Regions from separate parts of the Homo sapiens genome. Here regions 2 and 3 are each linked to region 1. The links are chromatin loops, found by intact Hi-C in ENCODE. Cell type or tissue: mammary epithelial cell. All regions are shown on one strand. Region 1 overlaps EML5 (EMAP like 5). Region 2 holds the start of TTC8 (tetratricopeptide repeat domain 8). Region 3 overlaps EML5 (EMAP like 5).

The links. Hi-C counts contacts between places; a loop is a spot of excess contacts. Peaks named below come from ENCODE experiments on the same cell type or tissue, not always from the same donor. Only the 100,000 strongest peaks of a DNase experiment are listed, where the experiment ranks them.
Region 2: a loop joins it to region 1, with 6 times the contacts of the local background. A loop is called at or near these places in 3 of 110 quality-filtered maps.
Region 3: a loop joins it to region 1, with 3 times the contacts of the local background. A loop is called at or near these places in 2 of 110 quality-filtered maps.

The regions. Positions count from the first base shown.
Region 1 is chr14:88,663,769-88,671,768 of GRCh38, forward strand. It overlaps EML5 (EMAP like 5), which reads right to left. Exons shown (of 44, transcript NM_183387.3): 22 at 1,569-1,721; 23 at 725-856. Among named protein-coding and RNA genes, the nearest start is that of ZC3H14, 100 kb to the left of the region's middle. RefSeq lists an enhancer at 4,627-4,806. In mammary epithelial cell, a CTCF peak has its summit at 3,876 (motif pointing right); DNase peaks (open chromatin) are centred at 3,903 and 4,213.
Region 2 is chr14:88,819,706-88,827,705 of GRCh38, forward strand. It overlaps TTC8 (tetratricopeptide repeat domain 8), which reads left to right and starts at 4,946. Exons shown (of 15, transcript NM_144596.4): 1 at 4,946-5,116. The coding sequence starts at 5,003. It also overlaps the pseudogene RNU4-92P. RefSeq lists an enhancer at 4,598-4,957. In mammary epithelial cell, no CTCF peak of the experiment used is centred here; DNase peaks (open chromatin) are centred at 4,676 and 4,966; H3K4me3 peaks cover 1,719 bases; H3K27ac peaks cover 1,880 bases.
Region 3 is chr14:88,771,001-88,779,000 of GRCh38, forward strand. All of the region lies in intron 1 of EML5 (EMAP like 5), which reads right to left. Among named protein-coding and RNA genes, the nearest start is that of EML5, 18 kb to the right of the region's middle. In mammary epithelial cell, a CTCF peak has its summit at 4,490; a DNase peak (open chromatin) is centred at 4,671; H3K27ac peaks cover 993 bases.

The sequences.
Region 1 (8,000 bases):
AAGCAGTCCTCCAGCCTTGGCCTCCCAAAGTACTGAGATTACAGGCATGAGCCACCATACCTGGCCAACATTTCTATATTCTATTTATGTCAAATTTATATGACAAAGATCAAGACATCTTCACAACAATTTTTTTGCACAATATTTAAATCACTTTACAAATTAAACAACTAATCACTTACTGTACTATTATTTGAACGATATTAGGTGAAGTATTGAAAAGTGTAGGTTGGGTGCAGTGGCTCATGCCTATAATCACAGCACTTTGGGATGCCAAGGTGGGAGGACTGCTTGAGTCCAGGAGTTCGGGACCAGCCTGGGCAATATAGTGAGAACCTGTCTGTACAAAACATTTAAAAATTAGCCAGGCATGGTGGTGCATGCCTGTAGTCCCAGCACTCAGGAGGCTGAGTTGGGAGGATGACTTAAGCCCAGGAGGTTAAGGTTGTAGTGAACTGTGATTGTACCACAGCATTCCAGCCTGGGTGACAGAGTGAGACCTGTCTCAAAAAAAAAAAAAAAGAAAAGAAAAAGGAAAAAGAAAAGTCTCAACTCTATAGTATTCATCTTCAGATGTAAAATAGTAAAAAATAATTTTGAGAATAATGGTTGTTTTTCCCAATTCTTTTTAACTCATCTGTTGAATCACTTTTCCGTTTCTCTAATATAGCTATACTAAATCAAATGAAACTTTTATCAAGTATTAAGTTATTTAAAGTCTTACCTCTAATATCCCAATCAATATGGGTTATGTAACTGGTAGCTCCTTTGCATATTCCTACTCGTTTACTACTCATTACATTGTATATATCTATAAAGCTGTCATGGGATGCTACAGCAAGATATTTCCCAGAACCTATAATAGAAACATATTTGCTTGACATTTTCTATCTTTGGAAATACTTTTTTACACTCTGCAACTAGAGTTAATTTTCCTTTTCTTTATGGAGAAATCTTAGCTGTTTCATAAATTATAATAAAACAGATGTGTTAAATAACAAATGATAACATTTTTCAAGTATATTATACTTAACAAAATAATTTTTTAGTGTAACAAATTAGTTCAGTGGGAAGCAAATGTCAAAAGCTATGTATGATGTAGTTTTGATACTTTGTATTTAACAAAACTCCCTCTAAATTTAGAAAAAAATGGAACTAAACCAACATAAGTAAATTTTGCCTTAACATTAGTAATTGCTACATTACAGTAGGTTTGTAGTAGATAATGAATACATGGAAATTAATGGAGTAAAATGAGTGCAATTTCAAAAGCATTAAGAATATAACGAAAACAGTTATCCAACCCCTTTTATATCACAAATGAGGAAACAAAAGCTCAGAGAAGCATCCTGGCTCAAGTCACACAGAAAATTTAGTAACAGAATTGGCGCTAAGACAGATATTTGCACCAATCTAACAACAGGGCTTTTACCTCTTGCTACACTGCCTCTTCTAGTAAAAAAGTTAAGTTCTGAGATAACATAACAGTTAATAAAAATTATACATTGATACATTTATACACTGCCAGACCCAAGTTAATACTCAAATACAATTTCAATGGATCTTACCAGGTGAAAATCGAATATCTGAAATCATATCTTTTCTGTGATGAAAAGACACAAGATCCTCTAGAGTATCCGCATTTGCCATTAAGAAGCTTCCATCGTTGAGACCTACGGCTAAAGCTTTACCATCAGGAGAAAAACAGCAACACCTCCCACCTGAAAGAGAAAGAGCATATTAGGCAATTTTCCCTTTTTTCTAATTTAAAGTATGGGCCAGGTGTGGTGGCTCATGCCTATAATCCAAGCACTCTGGGGAGCTGAGGCAGGAGGACTGCCCGCGGCCAGGAGGTTAAGACCAGCCCGGGCAACATAGCAAGACCCCATCTCTGCCAGTAGGCAGAGTAGGGGAAGGGGCAAGGGGCAAAGGAGAAGGGGCGAGGGGGAAGAGAGAAGAGGGAAGGGAAGACAGGTAAGTAAGTAAATAAATAGACAGGCATGGTGGCACACACCTGTAGTCCCATTTACTTAGGAAGCTGAGGCGGGAGGACTGTTTGAGCCCAGGAGGTTGAGGGTGCAGTGAGCTATGATTGCACCACTGCACTCCAGCCTGGGTTACAGAGTGAGACCTTGCCTCAAAAAAAAAAAAAATATTTGCTAAAAAGGTTGCCTCTTTATTATGGCTTCAAATCAATATTAAAAAGGAGTCGAGATACAGATTAAGTTTTCTATAGAAGTCAATGGTATGGAATTCTAAGCAGGAATGAAACTCACTTCTGAATACAACAAAAGCAAGTATGGATATTTACCTTAAAAGAAATTAAGTTGATGAAAAAGAATGAGAGATTTTAATTAACATAAAAAGCCAATGATATATGTGGAAGTTTTGCAGAGTAGGTTTTACCTTTGTAGCTTCTTTCCAAAAAAACAGAAATTTAAGAAATAAGTCATCTTTATAAAAGTAATTTTTTTTGAGATGGAATTTCTCTCTTGTTGCCCAGGGTGGAGTGCAATGGCATGATCTCAGCTCACTGCAACCTCCGCCTCCTGGGTTCAAGTGATTCTCCTGCCTCAGGCTCCCAAGTAGCTGGGATTACAGGCATGTGCCACCAGGCCTGGCTACTTTTGTATTTTTAGTAGAGATGGGGTTTCACCATGTTGGTCAGGCTGGTCCTGAACTCCTGACCTCAGGTGAACCACCTGCCTCAGACTCTCAAAGTGCTGGGATTACAGGCATGAGCCACAGCACCTGGCCTATGAAACTAAAATATTTTTAAAAATCTAATAGGCCATTATTAAAGGTAGGAAGATACATCTGTATATATACGTTTCAGAACCATATATGAAATGATATTTTTATTATTAATGATAAATTAATATCGTTCATTAATGTCATTAATGATGTTAACATTCGTAAAAATAAGGGTTAGTGCTGCATTGATAAACACAAAAAAGGGCTTACCCTAACAGCAAGGGTTGCAGCAAACATATTCAAAAGCCCTAAGGATTTTGGTATCTTGTATGAAATCTGATGAGGAAAGGACAGGGTATATACAGAATGAAAAGTTATAGCATAAGTTGAGAACAAGTAGTCATTTAATTATCAAGCATACATTGGAAATGAAGAAATCTAAGATGTGATTTCTCAGATTTGAGAGTCAAGAGATGATGATGACCTGGAGCTGGGTGGCAGCAGTGGAGGTGATAAGAGGAAGGATTTGGATATATTTCAAAGATAGAGCTGGCAGAACTTTGACCAACTGGATGTGGGGTGAAAGGCGTCAAGGGCATGGTTTTGCTTGAGTGGTGATGCCATTTACTGAGATGGGATAAACTAGAGGAGGAACCACCAGTGCTTAGTTCTGTACAAATTAAGTTAAAGATGCCTATGAGAAGTTCAAGTGAAGACATGAAGGAGACAATTTAATATATGAATCCTTTTCAGGAGCTGCATATAATGTTTGTTATATGTATATCTTTATTTGTGTATATTAACTATTTGACTTTTCTCTCCTTTTTCTCCTTCATATTTTATACAAGTTTGTTGGAGGTTAACTTTACAATTTTGTGTTAAAAGAATATTCCTTGTGTTAAAAGAATATAAGACCGTGACTAAATTTGAGAATAGCGTAGGTCTTCTCTCTTTAGGGGTGAGAACTACTTCACTTGTACCAAGGGTAGCTGCATCTCTTTGGGTAGAAACATAAGGTTAGTTCTGTGATTGTACTGAAGTTCAAATGTGTGTATAAAGGTTCATGTGGATCCTGACTAGCCAGAGGGGAAGACTGTGCTGGTTATTAATTTATTGCCTCTCAGTTCCAAATCTGCCACTTTGGGCCTCACAGACTTTTTTGCTAGCTTGCCAGTAGAGGGAGCTGGAGAGACACTACAAGGCCAAAACAGAAGTGACTCCCTTCCTCCAGTGTGCTGTTTTACTAACAGAGCCCGGGCACTGGCATGAAGGGGGCCTGATGGCATTCACCAGAGTGGCAGCCCCAACTGCCTCTTTCAGCAAGTTTCTCCACCATCACTGTAATGGCTCTAACAATTTAGCTGCAATTTGCGGACTTCAGGAAGATTCTCTGGCAGGAGTCCTCACAGTTCAATGATTTTGCCCTAGGTTAAGCTCTTCAAGCAGTGGTTCTGACCATTCAGCTCTGGCCTGCTGCCTCTGGCAAGCTTCTCCTTCACCAAGTGACTACTCTCACTGTTCCACTGAGGGCTGCACCCTCTGGCAAGCTTTTTCGCCACAAGCTCACTGAATGTTCTGGTGGCAGCCACACCATTTCCAAACAGGTCTGAATCACCTTTAACTTGTTCACTCTCCCTTAGTACTAGGGTTGCTGCTTTCTATGGTGGCTACCTCTAAGGCTTTTTCAGTAGGTAATCACTTTTTGCTAGTTAGCAATTCTTTTTATTAAATTCCCACTGTTCAAATAAGCCTTGTAGTCTCATCTTCTGACTGGACAGTGACCGACTGAATCTAAAGTGTGAGTGTACATATGAAAAGAAAAGTCCGGGGAGAAGCGCTGGAGCAGTCCTAAATGCAGAGTGCAGGAAGAAGAGATAGCACTAGCAAAGGAAACAGAAAAAGGGAGTCAGTGAAGTAGAGAGAAGAAACAGACACGCACGGGTTCCAGAGACAAGTGAATAAAGTATTTCAGAAAAAAAAAAGGGAATGATAAATTGTGTCACAAACTGCTGTGAGGTGAATACACTGAGAACCAGGAAGTGATCAACAGATTGGCAGCAGGTTAAATGGACAAGTAGGGAAAAAAGCCTAATTGGAGTGGGTTATGGAGCTACTGTCATGTGAACACACAGAGAAGGGCGCCTCAACTATTTTGAGGAGTTCTGCTACAAAAGAGGGAAGAGAAACAGAATAGTAGTGAGGTCAATTATCACAGTTCCCTGTTTTACTCAATGCTTATTCTGCTGGTTGGGTGCAGGCATAAAGCAGGTAGAAAGTTGAGTTTAAGGGAAGATTAATATAGTAAGTATCCTTTAAAATTCATAGCTGAGATCATTGAAAAATTAGAAACATTTTCTAGTTATCAAAATTAAAAGGGGAGCAGAAACCCAGAGCAAAAAAGCCACATTTGGAAGGGGAGGGGCCAAGAAAGCCAACTAGAAACAGCTGTGGTCAGAGGCTCCCACCAAGAAGACCGAAAACGGCAAGTGAATCCTGCACCAGCAACTGAGGTATCCAGGTTCTCTCATTGGGACTGACAAGGTGGTTGGCATGACCCATGGAGAGTGAGGAAAAGCAGGGTGGAGTGACAGCCCACCTGGGAGCTGCACAGGACAAGGGGAGCTCCTACTCCCAGCCAAGAGAGGCAGTGAGTGATTGTGCTATCCTGCCCGGGAAACCACACTTTTTCCATGGATCTGTGCAACTGGTGGATCAGGAGATCCCCTCCGTGAGCCCATGCCACCAGTTCCTTGAGTCCCAAGCATAGAGCTGCACAGATTCTCAGTGGCCACTTAGCTACAGACTGCCGAAGACTACCAAGTTCCTGGGGGAAGGGACGGCTGTCATCACTTTGGCTGTCTGCTGCCTCAGATGACTGAGCTCCCTGGGCGAGGGGCAGCAGACATCACTGCAGCTCCAGTCTGCCATTTCTCCTCTGATGGTGCCTGGGAAAATAGACAGTTTAGACCCAGGAGGAATTCACCACAGTGCAGCACAGAGGCTGTGGCAGATGGTGGCCAGACTGCCTCTTTAGGTCGGACCCTGACCATAACCCCTCACTGTGCGGGGCCTCCCTGCAGGAATTTCAGCAACTCCAGCCAGAGGTTTGTGGACAGAACTCTGATCTCCCAGGGACTGAGCTCCTAGAGGGGAGGGGCATCCGTGGTCTCCATGGATCAGCAGACTTAGTCTTTCCCTCTACCAGCTCTGAGGAATCTGGGCAGTCAGGACAAGTGGGATTTCCCCCAGTGTAATGCACCCCCTCTGCCAAGGGGTAGTCAGAGTGCTTCATTAAGTGGGTCCTGGATCCTGTACCTCCTGACTGGGTGAGACCACCCCAACAGGGGTTGCTAGACACCTTATACAGGGGCGTTTCCACTGGTATCAGTTCAGTGACCCTCTGGGACAGAGATCCCAGGGAAAGGAGCAGGCAGCTACCTTTACTGTTTTGCAGCCTCCACTGGTGATACCTCGAGGTGTGGGAGGGACCCAGGCAAAGAAGGTCTGGAGTGGACCTCCAGCAAACCTCAGCTGGAAGAGGAAGAGGGGTCTGACTGTTAAAAGAAAAACAGGCCAGGCATAGTGGCTCATGCCTGTAATCCCAGCACTTTTGGGAGGCCGAGGCAGGTGGATCATGTGGTCAGGGGTTCAAGACCAGCCTGACCAAGATGGTGAAACCCCATCTCTACTAAAAAAAAAACAAAAAAAATTAGCTGGGTGTGGTAGCAGGTGCCTGTAATCCCAGCTACTTGGGAGGCTGAGGCAGAGAATTGCTTGAACCCAGGAAGTGGAGGTTGCAGTGGGCCAAGATCATGCCACTGCACTCCAGCCTGGGTGATAGAGCAGGACTCCATCTCAAAAAAAAAAAAAAAAAGGAGAAAAAAGAAAAACAAACACCAACAACAAAAGCATCAACAAAAAAAGTCCCTGCAAAAACCCCATCCAAAGTTCAGCAGCCTCAAAGACTGAAGCTAGATAAACTCACAAAGATGAGACAGAATCAAAGAAAAAAAATGCTGCAAACTCAAAAAGCCAGAGTGCCTCTTCTCCTCCAAATTAACACAACACCTCTCCAGCAAGGGCACAGAACTGGGCAAAGGCTGAGATGGATGAATTGACAGAAGTAGGCTTCAGAAGGTGGGTAATAATGAATTTTGCTGAGCTAAAGGAACAAGTTCTAACCCAATGCAAAGAAGCTAAGAGCCATGATAAAACATTACAGGAGCTGTTAACCAGAATAACCAGTTTAGAGAAGAACACAAATGACCTGAAGGAGCTGAAAAACACAACCAAGAATGTTACAATGCAACCACAAGTATCAATAACTGAATAGACCAAGCACAGGGAAGAATTTCAGAGCTTGAAGACTATCTTGCTGAAATAAGATACACTACAAGATTAGAGAAAAAAAAAAAGGATGAAAAGGAATGAGCAAAACCTCTGAGAACTATGGGATTATGTAGAAAGACTGAACCTATGACTGACTGGGGTACCTGAACAGAACAAAGTTGTAAAACGTACTTCAGGATATCATCCAGGAGAACTTCCCCAACCTAACAAGACAGGCCAAAATTCAAATTCAGGCAATCCAGAGAACCCCAGTAAGATACTCCATGAGAAGATCAACCCCATGATACATAATCATCAGATTCTCCAAGGTCAAAATGAAGGAAAAAAATGTTAAGGGCAGTCAGAGATAAAGTCAGGTCACCTACAAAGGGGAGCCCATCAGACTAACAGCAGACCTCTCAGCAGAAGCCCTACAAGTCAGGAGACACTAGGGGCCAATATTCAACATTCTTAAAGAATTTCCAACTCAGAATTTCATATCCAGCCAAACTAAGCCTCATAAGTGAAGGAGAAATAAACTCCTTTTTAGACAAGCAAATGCTGAGGGAATTGGTCACCACCAGGCCTGCCTTGCAAGAGCTCCCGAAGGAAGCACTAAATATGGAAAGGAAAAAGTGTTACCAGCCACTGCAAAAACACACTGAAGTACGAAAATCAATGATACTACGAAGCAACTACATTAAGTGTGCAACATAACCAGCTAGCATCACGATGACAGGATCAAATTCACACATAACAATATTAACCTTAAATGTAAATTGGCTAAATGCCCCAAATTAAAAGACAGAGAATGGCATGCTGATAAAGAGTCACAACCCACTGGTGTGCTATATTCAAGAGATCTATCTCATGTGTAAAGACACATACAGGCTCAAAATAAAGGGATGGAGGAAAATTTACCAAGCAAATGGAAAGCAGGAAAAAGCAGGGAGTGCAATCCTAGTTTCTAACAAAAC
Region 2 (8,000 bases), 160 kb after region 1:
ATTTTTTGGGGCAGGGGGAGATCTATGCAGGGGGAAGCATGTTACAGAAGCGAGAAACAAAGACAGTTATTCAATTAAGACATGCATTACATTATTTCTTACTTTTCAAGGAACAACATGTTTTACGACTTGACATTATCTGTCTAGTGACCTTGCAGCTGCACAGCTAGAGAAACAGAGTCTTCACAATGCCTGGGAAAGGGAGAGATAAGGTCCACTAGCCACAGAAAAACAGGCAGTTAATTTTAAAGGACTCCAGCTCTTTCTCTTCTTCAGGGGGAATTGAGTTTTCTTACATACAACTGAGTTTTTGCTTACACATTCTTTAATTTCTTTTAATTCCTATTTCAGTCTGACTGAAATTAGAGGAGCTACCTGGCTGCATACATTACTGATTCCCCGCCAACGTGTTTCTATGTTCTTTGAAAGACAATGTAATTGTGCCTTACTTGAAGTAAATTGATGTGATCTCCACAGTCATCCCATAAAATATTCACTATCATTATCACTATCATTATAATCTGGCTCAAAGGCCAGATTAAGATGGTCAAATAAATTAGTTTGTTAAACCAATTTAAAACACACAGTCTTAGCTTTGTACAGTGGAAATATGGTAGCCAATGAGGTTTATCCTAGGTTATTGCTAATTGAAAACTTTTTCCAATACCCTGCCATGACAACTTGCAAGATAGTCAGCACTGGCAATTTTTGACAGTCACTATGGAGACTGAATTGTTTTAGAAAAAAGTGGGAAGCAAGGGGAAAGAGATTCAGTAGGTGAACACATTTAGATCATGCAGGTGAAAGGACCACACTACTGTGGGTCACTCAATGTTCACATGTTCTGCCTCTCTCTCTGCCTCATCTGCCTTCTCCAAAGATGGCATGGTTACAAGAACCAGAGTGTAGGTAAGAATGTTCAGAGATGGAAAGTTCATGGTGCCAGTCTATGTTTGCTCTATCAAAAAGACTGAGGTTGCTGAGTGCTGTGGCTCACACCTGTAATTCCAACACTTTGGAAGATTGAAGCACGCAGAGTACTTGAGTCCAGGAGTTCAAGAACAGCCTGGGCAACATGGCGAGACCACGTCTCTACAAAAAATTTAAAAAAAAATTAGCTGGGCATGATGGTGCGTGCTTGTAGTCCCAACTACCCGGGAGGATGAGGTGGGAGGATCACCTGAGACCTGAAGGTTGAGGCTGCAGTGAGCAGGCAATGAGTCATGATTGTGCCACTGCACTCCAGCCTGGACGACAGAGCAAGATCCTGTCCCCAAACAATAAAAATAATAAAAAGATAGAGGTAAGTATGAGCTACACCTATAGCTCAGCAATGACCTGATGAGCAGCAGTATACATTTTAAGCACAAAACAAGTGGGTTAGAATGGATGATACCAATGGGTGGTCAATTTGAGGCAACAAGACTGATCCATGCTTTATGAATATTTAAGGTTTATTTTGCTTTCCATCTCTGTTTACAAGTAACACTCTTGTTTGTTTTGTCCTTTTAACGTATGTCTAAGAAGTAAATATCTATTCTATGTTTAACATGTTTCATGGGTTAATGATTTACTTATTATCTGTACTTAACATATGAACTGATGTAACATATACTTACAGATAAGTTTCATCTATCCCATTTGTTTTTCCTATTCTTTAGGGCAGAATTGAAAATTCTTAAATAATACAGCAAATGCATGTTACATTATGGATAAAAAATCTGAGGCACAGGCCAGTAAGTCCCTTCCACAAAGTCCCCACAACTTTGCCAAGGGCATGAAAAAGTCAGGTTTCAAATACAAAACATCTGGCCCCAGAGCCCAATTTTTTTTTTTTTTTTTTTTTAGTGACAGGGTCTTGCTCTGCTGCCAGGCTGGAGTGCAATGGCATGCTCATGGCTCACTGCAGCCTTGACTTCCTGGGCTCAAGGCTCAAGTGGTCCTCCTTGCCTTTGGCCTCCCAAAGTGCTGAGATTATAGGCCTGAGCCACCATGCCCGGCCTCAGACCCCACTTCTTAATCATCATCCTAAACTGATTCCTAATTTGCCTGAGAAAACACGGCTGCTAAATCTAACCTTAAGTCCAGTGCTCTTCGTGCTAATTACTCTTTGTGTATAAGTACTCTCCGGCCAGGAGATCTGTCTTGTTGATCTCTGCATTCTTACCACCAAGCACAGAGCCCGGGCAAATACTTGTTGACCAAGAAAATATCTCATTTTATGCCTTTTGTTTTTCTTTTGGGTTAAATGTGCAGAATAATTCCAATTTAACATTTAAGAAAATTTAAACTTTGGCATTTAAAGTTAAATTACCTTAGGTATTTGATTTAAGACTGATTAACCTAAAGAAATATCTAGTTGCTACAGAGTAAAAGATAAGGATCTATGAACTGAGATCTAGCATCGATTGTGAAACTAACCCTTTTAAAGGGCTTGTTTCTCTGTGCTTCACTTTCTCTAGGAGGAAAATGGTCCTAGTAACTCTTATCTATTCCCTTCACCAGGAATTGTTACATTGTCTATTCTTCCTATTACTAGCATATCTTTAAAAAAATGGTTTCTGCTTTATCAGTTAGATATTATTAAAAAATGTAAGTCTGTCTATAAATTCATAAAATCAATGAACCATAAACATATTTACATGATATTAAAAATAACATATTTTTATATCCTTTTAAAGACACATTTTATGCTACATTTGGACATGTTTAACATCCTGTAATTTACTAAATATCCTACAATTTTCCTCATTCATTTGACTTTTGTGAGAGGAAAAAAACAGCCTTCTGAAAGAAGTTAACACACATTATATGCTACTAAAATATTTTAATGCCTCATTTGTTCCACATTTATTTATATGTTTATTGGCATGTTTATTTCCCCACTTATGTAAATAGTGTTTCTCTGTAGGAAGTTGGCAATAATCTCAATAGATACATGACTAGAACTCAATGTAGTGGGTGATTAATCCTGGCTACCCATCAGAATCACCTGAGACACTTAAAAAAACAAAACCGATGCCCCAGTCCTACCTCAAACAATTTAAGTCAATATTTCTAGGGCTGGAATTGGGACATCTCTATTTTTAAGAACTTCTCAGATATTCTACAAAATACTTGACCAGCACTTTTCAACACTGTCAAGGTCATCATAAACAAGGAATGTCTAAAAAACTGCCACAGTGTCAGAGGAGGTGAAGGAGACATGATAACCGAATGTTATGTGGTACCCTAAGTGAGATCCTGGAATAGAGAAATAACATTAAGGGAAAACTACTGAAATCCAAATAAACTGTGGAGTTTATTTAATAGTAATGTACCATTGTTGATTCCTTAGTTGTAACAAATGTATCATCTTACACTAAAACAAATGTCAACATCTCACACAATAGAGAAACTGGGTATATGGGAACTGTCTACTATTTTTGTGACTTTTCTGTAAATCGAAAACTATTCTTTAAAAAAGTTTATTTAGAACATCTGACTATATGCTAGAGAGTAAAAGATAAGGATCTATGAACTGAGATCTAGCATCATTTGTGAAACTGACCCTTTTAAAGGGTTTCTCTGTGCTTCACTTTCTCTAGTAGGGTTGAAAATCACTTACATAGTAATCTGCTTACAGTGTACCAGAAAACAAAAAGACGCTGTGAAATATTGAGCCCAATTGTCAATTGTCGGCATGTGCGTTCTTAAAAATTTGACACTCAGAAACCATGGGCTGCTTCATTAGGACCTTTAGGGAGATTACATTTCTACCGGCAGTTCCAGGAGAACACAAATAGACTAATGACAATACACTTAACTGTAACAATGACAATCCTGATAATTACTGACTTCCAAAATACAACAATTCAAGAAAGACTGCTTAGTAGAGAATAAAAGGTAACAATAAATTTCTTAGTTTAGAAGCATAAGTTTCATTTTAATACCTATGAAAAATATAAATATGTGGATTAAATAGAATGTCTAATGTTTTCTCAGACCCCAGTGGTTTGAGAAAAGCCTACCTGGATTTAGCCGGTCACACCTCTCTTTTCATAACCATTGCAATTTTAAGCATATTTGTCATCTGTGCAAATTTCTAGAGAAAAGTCAGAATTGTGTTTGAAGAAATCACTCTGCACAAGTAAACCCTTGCCAAACAGCAAGTGCCAGGAGACGATGTTTCACAAAGCTTTTAAAAATTATTATTATTATTATTATTATTATTATTTTGCACACATTATCTAGTTTGGTAAAACTGTCACCAATTTACAATCCGGAATCACCATGTGAGTCGAATTAACAAATGTATTAGCAACTTGTAGTCAACCAGATTGCAGTTCCAGCTCCCTAACTCAATGCAATTTTAATAATTTCTCTTCTCTGAGTCTATCTCAGTTTCTCATCTGTAAAATGAGTAAAAGCAAACCACTTGCAGTTCAGATGTTGAGATTCGGTGGGAAGGACCTCGAGAAACAGCGGACAATTTCAGGATTTAGGACTTTAGGTCTTGATGGGTGGATGGTACTGTGGAAGCTGTTTACTTGTTTGTATTTCTAGAATCGGAAGGTAAAGCGAAAGGGATGGAAACGAGCGAATGGAAGAAGTAGGACAGACACCAGACAGAGATCAACTCCAGGGACTCTTCCGGACCTGCAGGGCAGGCAGAGCATTCGGTTGCTAGGCAGCTGCGCCTCCTGGGAGGGTGGGGGACCCCAGGGGCAGGTGTCTAACTCACTACCTTTTTGTTTAGCCGCGGTGCCTTCTTTTCAAAATCAATGAAACCTGTAGCCTTTAAAAGTAGACATCTTTTTCCAACCAAGTTTAGGCAAGCCCTGTAGCCGAGTTCTGCTTGCGGTTGTTTTTCTTTTTCCTGTTCTCAGGCGCGCTGCGGGCACCTCTCGGACAAGGCCCCAGCCGTCGCGGGTTGCCGGGCAGAGTCGGACGCCGCCAGCTCTTCACTCCACGCCCACCTCTCTCCTGGAGCGCTGGGCCTTCGCTGGCCGCACCGGCAGCCATGAGCTCGGAGATGGAGCCGCTGCTCCTGGCCTGGAGCTATTTTAGGCGCAGGAAGTTCCAGCTCTGCGCCGATCTATGCACGCAGATGCTGGAGAAGTCCCCTTATGACCAGGTACCGGCCAGCTCCCGTCAGCCTGTGCATCCTGACGCTGAGGCTGCGGGGTCTGGGGCATATCCCAGCCCCGGGTTGGGAGGCCGGGGAGGAAGGCCCGAGGCGGGGCTGACCGTTCGGCCCTCGGAGGCGCCCGGAGCGAGACCTTGTGGAGCTGTGACTAGCGGGTCCGCTGTCCGCCACGTCCACGGGGATAGCAAGTTCTGTGCCATGACCGCCCCCTCCTCACAATTTTCAGCCTCCCCTCCCCTATACGTGTCCCAGAATGAGAGCCCTGAACTTTACTTGACGAGGAACTTTGATAATTCGTTTATACTTGCATATTGATGGGCTTTAAGCTCTCAGCGTGTGCGTTGTTAATTTCTAAAAAATATGCATAAACAAAGATCTGTGACTCTCCACCTCCTGTTAACATAGCTGCCTTCTTCCTTTTGGATCGAACATGTGATCCTCCCACCTCATCTTTAGACTGTTGTCCAAGAGTGAAGGAGGCCATGAGTTTAGCTTGAGGCAAATATGCAAATTAGAAGAATGAGAATCTAGGAGGGAGAAAGATACATTCATTATTTAAAAAATTACCTAGGCAAGGGAAGCTCTAATTGTAGGAGGGAGAAATGGGAAAGAAAGGCTCCTTACAAGAAGGAATGATGGCATTGATGAAAAGAGAACTTAAACTAGAGTAATGTGTATAGCGAGTGGAAAAGGTAGTATACAATGTACGTGAGCGGTACAATTCTGGTGGGCAGGTGGCTCCTGGAATAGGCAAAAAAGGAGAAAATGGGAGAACAGAAGTAGCGCTGCGGCAGTTTGTCAGTGCTTTTAGTAAGTGCGGAATATACCTACGTAGTTCTAGTTCCCTAGCTTTTCCTCTAGTGGTGTTGCCTTGGAGATGTTAGAAAAAATGGAAAATTGAAGGGAGTTACAAAAGCGGAGGCCTGAGTGTGAATGCTGTTACTAGGCTCTGCCTTAGCTCCCAGCAAATGGATGATGGATGATAACCTGCTGAGATGAACATTTTGTCTTTCAGATAGTACATCTCTCTTAGAACAGCCTACGTTAGTGGTAATACAAAGCTAGGTTCTGTTGTTAGTTCACATTAATTAATAGGACTATATTTCTGTAGACAAGCATTTTTCCAAGGTTTTTTTAAATTTTTTTTATTTTTTTTTATTTTTTTTTGAGACGGAGTCTCGCTCTGTCGCCCAGGCTGGAGTGCAGTGGCACGGCGCGATCTCGGCTGTCTGCAACCTCCGCCTCCCAGGTTCAAGCGATTCTCCTGCCTCAGACTACCGAGTAGCTGGGACTACAGTTACGTGCCACCAAGCCTGGCTAATTTTTTTGTATTTTTAGTAGAGACGGGATTTCACCGTGTTAGCCAGGGTGGTCTCGAACTCCTGACCTCGTGATCCGTCTGCCTCGGCCTCCCAAAGTGTTGGGATTACAGGCATGAGCCACCGCGCCCAGCCCCCAAATGTGTTTTTGGCATAGTAATCTTATAGATATTGCTTAAAAAAATACACAATCAAATATGTTTGGGACTTGTGACAAAATATTGACCCTTTACGTTGGTACAACAGAAGCTTGTTAAGAACCTTTGATGTGGCCGGGCACGGTGGCTTATGCCTGTAAACCCAGCGCTTTGGGAGGCCGAGGCGGGCGGATCACGAGGTCAGGAGATTGAGACCATCCTGGCTAACACGGTGAAACCCCCTCTCTACTAAAAATAGAAAAAATTAGCCGGGCGTGTTGGCGGGCGCCTGTAGTCCCAGTTACTCGGGAGGCCGAGGTAGGAGAATGGCGTGAACCCGGAAGGCGGAGCTTGCAGTGAGCGGAGATCGCACCACTGCACTCCACACTCCACAGCCTGGGCGACAGAGAGACTCTGTCTCAAAAAAAGAACCTTTGATGTGCCAGACATTGTTCTAGGCACAATGGTTTGCAGGAACTTTATGTGCCATTTTAATTTTTCCATTGAGTTACGGTAGTTTTCATTCTGTGTTCCACGAAACAGTAGTCCCAAGAGCTGTTCAGTGAGAACAAGTTCCCTCATTAAGTACATTTGGGAAATGTATGTTCCTTCTTGGAGATTCAGGATGCACCCTAAAGGCTCTGAGTAGTTTTGAAGAAAAGGAAACTAATTTTGCCTATTTTTGATTAATCCAAATAATTAAATAGTTCTGAAACTTATTTGACCACCGGATTCCTTTTTTTTTTTGACCCAGGGAAAGGGTCAGATATCTTCACTGTTATCCTGGGAAGATGTTGGTACATCGGGAAATGTAGGCAAAGCAGCAATATTTTTATTAATAGTTAAGACCCTCTAATCTTGAGTTCATAGTGACATTCAGTATTGCACCTATAAATTGAGATATCAGGACTTGATATATATTCATCTCAATGACCTTTCATTGAGTGCTTACTACAGATTGTGTATCCCTTATCCGAAAAGCTTGTGACCAGACCTGAATAGAAGTTTCAAAAAAAGTTATTGTTTTATTTTTATGAGCAAGGGTTGATATGTTCAGCTCCAATATATATAGAGTAGGTCTAAGAGAATCAGTACCAGATCTGGAGGAAATTTGATATTCTTTTCCTTTCTAATAATTTTTATTTGTTTTATTTGTTTGTTTTGTTTTGTTGAGGTAGTTTATTATGGTTGAACTGTATGTATTGCCAGAATAATGAGTAGCATTTTACCAGGAATAGACGTTTAACTTGATGTCATCTTACCAGAGTTAGGTTTTGTTACTAGGTAGGGCTATTGAAAAGTTTACAGGGCTTACTCATGTTAGTCATTCTTTGACCTAACTTTGAACACTGTGCTGTTATTACTCTATGTTTTTCGTAACACCAGTTTCTGTATTTTGCACCCAGTTGTTATTTC
Region 3 (8,000 bases), 110 kb after region 1:
GTATTTAATCTCTAAATTTATCATAACTATAAGGAAATAACATGTTAAACAAACATAAAGTGAGCTATCATCTTCCTCATAAATCTCCATTCTTACATGCAAATATATCAATGTTCCTTTACATTTATCTCACACATCTCAAATGAGCACTGTACACTAGTAGAGAACTCTATTAAACACTTAGCTGGTAAATGTGCATCCTTTTCTCAACCTCCAAACTCTCACATGAGCACAGTTCCCCCCTATCAACCTCTGCCTTGCAGCAGATAAGCCTGTCTTGTACTTAATGATTAACATAGATCGAATTAAAGAAGATACTTCATTCCCATGAAATTCACTAATCTAACTGTACTGGCAGACTCTGACTTCTCTTTATGTCTATACTCCTTGAACTCTCCGCTTGTGTTCTAGGTCCCATTCTCCTTAGTTTCAAGTACTTTACTCCTAGAACTATGCTTTCTGGAATTATTGCTTCCTCACTACTGAGTCATTCCTATTACCATTCAAATATACCCATTAAAAAACAATTCCCTTGACCAATTACCCATCATCCCATTTCTCTGCTCCTCATTCAAAGCAAAACTTCTCAAAAGAGGTGTCTCATCTTTTTCACTCCCTTTATTGTGTTAACATACTTCAAAGTAGGCATTCATCTCTTCTCCTTCACTGAAACAGTTTTTTCCAGGTCATGTATGACATTGCCAAACCTAATGATAAACTGTATGTCCTTATTCCCCTCCATTTTTCAGTAGTGTTTGACATAACTGACCACCCACGTTTTTGAAAGACTTTCCTCTCTAGGCTTCCTGACTTCACAGTTTATCAGCCCTTCCTTCTCTGTCTCCATTGGTAGGCACTATCTCCTGCACCCCACCTCTGAATATTAAAGTGTATGAGGGCTTTGTCTTGGCTGTTTTCCCTTCCTTTCCCAGGTGATTTCATCCAATCCCACAGCTTTAAATGCATATAGACTGTGATAACTCCCAACCCTGTATCTCTAGGTCAGCACAATGGATACATTCCTCAAATTTAACTCATCCTAAAGAGAATCTGATTTCCTCCTTACCTTTCCAATCTGCTCCTCCTTGCCTTAGTAAATGATATCACCATCCATTCAATTGCTCAGACCAAGAAGCTAAATTTCATCCTCACTACTTATCTTTTCCTCACTCATCTCATGCATTCTATTAGCCTGTCCTACTGGCTCTATCATCACCGTCATTTCTGCTACAATCTTAATCTGAACCAGCATTCATCTTACATCACAACTACTTCGGTAGCCTTCTGTCTACCTACCATTATTCCTCTATTGCTTCCCTTTAGAGCTTTCTCAACATAGCCAGGTGATCTTTAAAAATAACATAAATCTGATCTCATCATTTACCTCGGTAAAAACCCAATAGCTTCCTACCGAATTAGAATGAAACCTGAACCATCTAAGATGGCACTTTCAAGCCTTTGTAAGATATACCTTCGGCCGGACGAGGTAGCTCATGCCTGTAACAGCACTTTGGGAGGCTGAGGCAGGCAGATCACGAGGTCAGGAGTTCAAGACCAGACTGGCCAACGTGGTGAAACCCGTCTCTACTACAGACACAAAAAATTAGCAAGGCGTGGTGGTGCGTGCCTGTAATCCCAGCTACTGGGGAGGCTGAGGCAGAAGAATCGCTTGAACCTGGGAGGCGGAGGTTGCAGTGAGCCGAGATCCTGCCACTGCACTCCAGCCTGGGCGACAGGGCAAGACTCCATCTCAAAAAAAAAAAAGGTATACCCTCACCTACTTCTCAAACCTTAGCTCCTACCATTTTTCCTTTTGTTCACTACACTCCAGCTACACTGGCCTTTCTATCCCTTAAAATGGCCAAGCTCATTATGCTATCAAAGTCTTTGTCTGGAATGACCTCCCAAATCTTTGCCGCATTCATATTATTCATGCTTTGGGGCAAATATAACTTGCTCAGAGAAGCTCTCCCTAACTACTCCTAGTCATCCCAACATATTCTGTCCATTACTCTAATTATTTCATGTTTCCCTTCATGCTTACTCCTTCGGAGGTATCTGCATGCCAGTGTTACAAGGTAGGCACTATGTTTTACTTGATCTTTTAACAATCCAGTTTACCTTTAAATTCAGCCAAACCCACTGCAGCTACTCCACGAGTCTGCTGAAATCATCACCTGAGGCACTGGGTCATAGTACACCTCACTTGATATCATACAGGATGCACATAATTATGACCTTCCAGGTTCCCTGTGAGTGAGCATTTTTCTGGACTGATAATGCAGGATATCTGTCTTTCGGTGTTTTCAGCTCATGATGACACTGAACAGATCCACCAATAGAAAACAAAAACTTTGCTTGGTAATAAATCTCCAAACAGGGAATATCCAGCGTGGGAGGGCCTTAGGCAAGAAGCCCAAAGTATTTAAGGAGGTCCCAGTACTTACCCACATTGTCATATAACGCATAATAGTAAATGAGTGGATTTGGCTAGGTCCTGAGGTTTTTTTCAGGTTGACTCCTAGGCCAGCACCTGAACATGGATTACTATTAAATCCAGAGCAGTGGTTTTCAACCCTGCCTGCATATTACAATCATTTGGGAAGCTTAAAAATTAAAAACAGAAACAAACAACAAACGATACCTGGACCCCAACCTAAACAAATTAAATCACAATTTCTTTGGGTAAGGCTTGGCCATTGGTGGTTTTATTTTGTTTGTTTTCTTTTAACTTTCTATTAAGCAGCCAGGGTTGAGAATCAGGAATCTGGAGCAGTGTTCTCAAACTTTAGATTATATTAACATCACCTGGAGGTGATAAAAAACTTATTACTGGGGCCGGGCATAGTGGCTCATGCCTGTGATCCTAGCATTTTGGGAGGCCAAGGCAGGCAGATCACCAGAGGTCAGGAGTTCAAGACCAGCCTGGCCAACATGGTAAAACCCCACCTCTACTAAAAATACAAAAATTAGCTTGGTGTGGTGGCAGGTGCCTGTAGTCCCAGCTACTTGAGAGGCTGAGGCAAGATAATCGCTCGAACCCGGAGGCAAAGGTTGCAGAGAGCCGAGTTCATGCCACTGCACTCCAGCCTGGGTGACGAGAGCGAGACTCTGTCTCAAAAAAGCAAAAAACAGAAAACAAAAAACAAAAAACAAAACCACACAACTGATTACTGGGCTCTACACTTAGAGTTTCTAATTTGGTAGATCTGGAATGAGCCCAGATAATTCGTATTTTTTAGTAACTTTCCAGGTGATGCCGTTGCTAGTCTGAAGACCACACTTTTCAGAAGCAACGATCCAGGGCTGCCAGCTATGTGTCATTTTTTTAATAACCAAGTAAAGCAGAAACTGCTGGAACAAATCTGTTTTTAAGAAATGTTATGAATACATAATAGTTATACATTGGAACGAATCTTGAAAGAGGCTAGTTTTGTGTACCAATAATGACATGACTCATTTTCTCATCTTCTTCCTGCTCTTCCTTTTCCCCTGGGCATACACAGTCTTTTGGGGAGTCTTATGATTACAATATAATTATAGCAAAACTTCGCTAAGGTGAAGCAGTCCTCATCTTATTGGACACAGCTGATAATTCCTTTCTCCCTGAAATACTCTCTTCACTTGACTTCCATGATCTTATACTCTTGGTTTTTCTCGTGTTTCTCTGGCCACATTTTTGTCAGTTCTTCATCTCCCCTACATTAAAATGTTGGAGTGCCACAGGAATCCATTTATTAGATCCTTTATCTAAACTCACTCCTTCAGTGGTCTCATCTAGGTTCATGGCTTTAAATACTGTCTATATGCTGATAACATTCAAATCTATACCAGCTCAGATTGCTTCCCTGAATTATAGACATGTATGTTCAACAGCCTAATTTAAAACCCCACTTGGTTGTCTATCAGATAATCTCAAATAGAACACTTCTAAAACAGAGTTGCTTGGTCAAAGTCATGAGGCCCCTGTTTCAGGCCCTAGCTACCAGACGACATTTTTATTCCCTGGGACAGAAGGGAAACTGCTGCCTTGAAGGGAAGGACCTACTCCTGGCAGCATTCACCACCTGCTAACTGAATAGCCCTTGGGCCCTGAATAACCAGTAGCAATACCCGGGTACTATGTCAAGGGCCTTAAGTGAGCCTCTGAGGCTTGCTGGCTTCAGGTAGGATACAGCACATTATCAACTGTGGTGGCCATGGGGCGAAACTCCTTTTGCTTGAGAAAAGCGGAGTGAAAAGTAAATACTTTGTCTTGTACCTTAGGTACCAGCATGGCCATAGGGGTGGGTAGATCACCAAGTGGGATCTTTGGGTCCCCAATTCCAGAACCTGACTCTTAGATGGCATTTCTGGACCTGCCCTGGGGCAGAAGGGAGCCCATTGCCCTGAAAAGTGAGTCCCAGACCAGGCAGCATTCACCACAAGCTGACTTATGAGCCCTTGGGCCTTAAGGGAACATTGGCAGTAGTCTGGTAGTGCTCTCCATGGCCTGTGGTGGCAGGCAGTGGCTGTAGGGAGAGGCTCCTCTGTCTTTAGAGAGAAGAGTGGGAAGGACTGCGCCTTGTGGTTTGAGTGCCAGCACATCCACAGTACAACAGAACACCAGGTAGACTTCTAAGGTTTTTGACTCTAGTCCCTGACTCATGGATGGTACCTCTGGACCCACCCAAGCCTGGGGGAACTCACAGCGCTGAAGGGAAGCACACTGGCCTGGCCGGCTTTACCACCTGAGTGTAGAACCCCAGGGCCTTGAGCAAACATAGGCAGTAACCAGGGACTGATTACAGCAAGCCTTGGGCAAGACAAAGTGCTGTGCTGTCTTCAGGTCTGACCCAGCACCATCATAGTGGTGGTGGCCACAGGGTGATTATGTCATTCACCCCCAGCTTTAGGTGGCTCAGAAGAGAGAGAGAGAGAGAGACTCCATTTGTTTGGGAGAAAGTAAGAGAAATGAGTAAGAGTGTGCCTGCCTGGTAATCCAGAGAATTCTCCGGGATCTTGTCTAAGACCATCAAGGTGGCACCTCTATGAGTCTGCAACAATTACAGCATTACTGGGCTTGGGGTGCCCCCTAAAGCAGATACAGCTTAGATCACAACACCCAAGTTCTTTCAGATATCTTGGAAAGGCTTTCCCTAGGACAGGTACAAACAAGCTCAGATAGTGAAGACAACAATACCTAACTCTTCAATGCCCAGACACCAAAGAATATCTACTAGCATCAACACCATCCAAGAAAACATGACCTAACCAAAGAATTAAATAAGCTACCAGGGACCAATCCTGGAGGAACAGAGAGATGTGGCCTTTCAGAAAGAGACTTCAAAATATAGCTGTGTTGAAGAAACTCAAAGAAATTGAAGATAACACAGAGAAGGAAATCACAATTCTGTCAGATAAATTTAACAGAGACTGAAATAATTTACAAGAACCAAACAGAAATCCTGGAGCTGAAAAAATACAATTGACATACTGAAGAATGCATCCAAGTCCTTTAATAGCAGAATTGATCAAGCAGAAGAAAGAATTAGTGAGTCTGAAGACAGGTTATTTTAATCAGAGAAGACAAAAGAAAAAATAAAAAACAATGAAGTGGGTCGGGCATGGTGGCTCACACCTGTAATCCCAGCACTTTGGGAGGTCGAAGCAGGTGAACTGCTTGAGCCCAGTAGTTCAAGACCAACGTGCGTAACATGGCAAAACCCTGTCTCTACCAAAAAAAAAAAAATTAGCTGGGCATAGTGGCACATGACTGTAGTCCCAGCTACTCAGAAGGCTAAGGTGAGAGGCTCACTTAAGTCTGGGAGTCAGAGGTTGCAGTGAGCTGAGATTATACTGCTGCACTCCAGCATGGGTGACAGAGCAAGACCCCGTCTCAAAAATGAAAAAACAGAAACAACAACCAAAACAATGAAGTACCCCTATAAGATCTAGAAAATAGTCTCAAAAGGGCAAATAAAGGAGTTACTGGCCTTAAAGAGGAGCTAGATAAAGAGACAGGAGTAGAAAGGTTATTCAAAGTGATAACAACAGAAAAAGATATCCCCAAACCTAGAGAAAGATATCAGTATCCAAGTACAAGAAGGATATAGAACACCAAGCAGATTTAACCCAAAAAAGACTACTTCAAGGCATTTAATAGTCGAACTCCCAAAGATCAAGGATAAAGAAAGGGTCCTAAAAGAAGCAAGAGAAAAGAAACAACACACAACGGAGCTCCAATACATCTGGCAGAAGACTTTACAGTGGAAACCTTACAAGCCTGGAGACAGTGGCATAACATATTTAAAGTTCTGAAGTAAAAAAAAATTTACCCTAGAATAGTATATCCAGTGAAATTATCCCTCAACATGAAGGAGAAACAAAGACTTTCCCAAACAAAAGCTGAGGGATTTCAACACCAGACCTGTCCTACAAGAAATGCTAAAGGAAGCACTTCAATCAGAAAGAAAAGGACATTAATGAGCAATAAGTAATCCCAAGTGGGTTTTGAAGGTACAAAACTCACTGGTAATAGTAAGTACACAGAAAAACACAGAATATTATAACACTGCAACTGTGGTATGTAAACTACTCTTATACTAAGTAGAAAGACTAAATGAACCAATAAAAATAATAACTACAACAACTTTTTAAGACATACGCAGTACAATAAGATAGAAATAACAAAAAGTTAAAAAGCAGGAGGATGGGCCGGGCACAGTGGCTCATGCCTGTAATCCCGGCACTTTGGGAGCTGAGGCAGGCAGATTGCTTGAGCCCAGGAGCTCAAGACCAGCCTGGGCAACATGGCAAAATCCATCTCTACAAAAACTACAAAAATTAGCTGGACATGGTGGCACACACCTGTAGTCCCAGCTACTCAGGAGGCTGAGGTAGGAGGGTCACCTGAGCCTGGGAAGTCAAGGCTGCAGTGAGTCAAGACTGTGCCACTCTACTCCTGCCTGGGCAAAAGAGTGACATCCTGTCTCAAAAAATACAGCAAATTTTTAAAAATGAGGGGACCAAGTTAGGGCATAGAGTTTTTGTTTTCTCTTTGTTTATACAAACAGTGTTAAGTTGTTATCAGCTTAAAATAATGGATGATAGTATTTGCAAGTCTCATGGTAACCTCAAACCAAAAGACATAAAATGGATACACAAAAAATAAAAAGCAGAAAACTAAATCATATCACCAGAGAACATCACCTTAACTAAAATAAGACCTGAACGAAAGAAGGAAAAAAAAGACAATGAAACAACAAGAAAACAAATAACAAAACAGCAAGAGAAAGTTCTTACTTATCAATAACAATAAAGATTTGTTTAATATTGTATGGATTCCTGCAAGTTTGGGGCTCTCTTCAGGTACACAAGAGTTAAAAACTTCAATTTTGAGTGTACGACTTTTCTCAGAAGCCACTGTGGTTTGCCCTGTTAAGTATATATTATATTGACAATTCTGTTATTTTCTGTTTCTGGACATAGAACTGTGGAAGGTTAAGAAGTGGTAAGTGGCTGGGTGTGGTGGCTCACGCCAGTAATCCTAGAACTTTGGGAGGCCGAGGCGGGTGGATCACGAGGTCAGGAGATCCAGGCCATCCTGGCAAACATGGTGAAACCCTGTCTCTACTAAAATACAAAAAATTAGCTGGGCAATGTGGCGCACGCCTGTAGTCCCAGCTACTCAGGAGGCTGAGGCAGAGGAATCACTTAAACCAGGGAAGCGGAGGTTGCAGTGAGCCAAGAATGCGCCACTGCACTCCAGCCTGGCGACACAGCAAGACTCCATCTCAAAAACAAAACAAAACAAAACAAAGTGGTAAGTTAAATATTTCAGGGATCAATAATGCAGTTTATCAAAGATATTTGGGTTTTCTCCCTTTTAAGCATATAACAGGATTTCATTTTTGGGCTTCTTTGTGGTTGGTTGGAACAATGTTATTAGTTTTTGGGGTTTCTTTCAAATGAGTTAGGAGCCTATGTGATGAAACTTCCATGCTAAAGCATTTAGATTG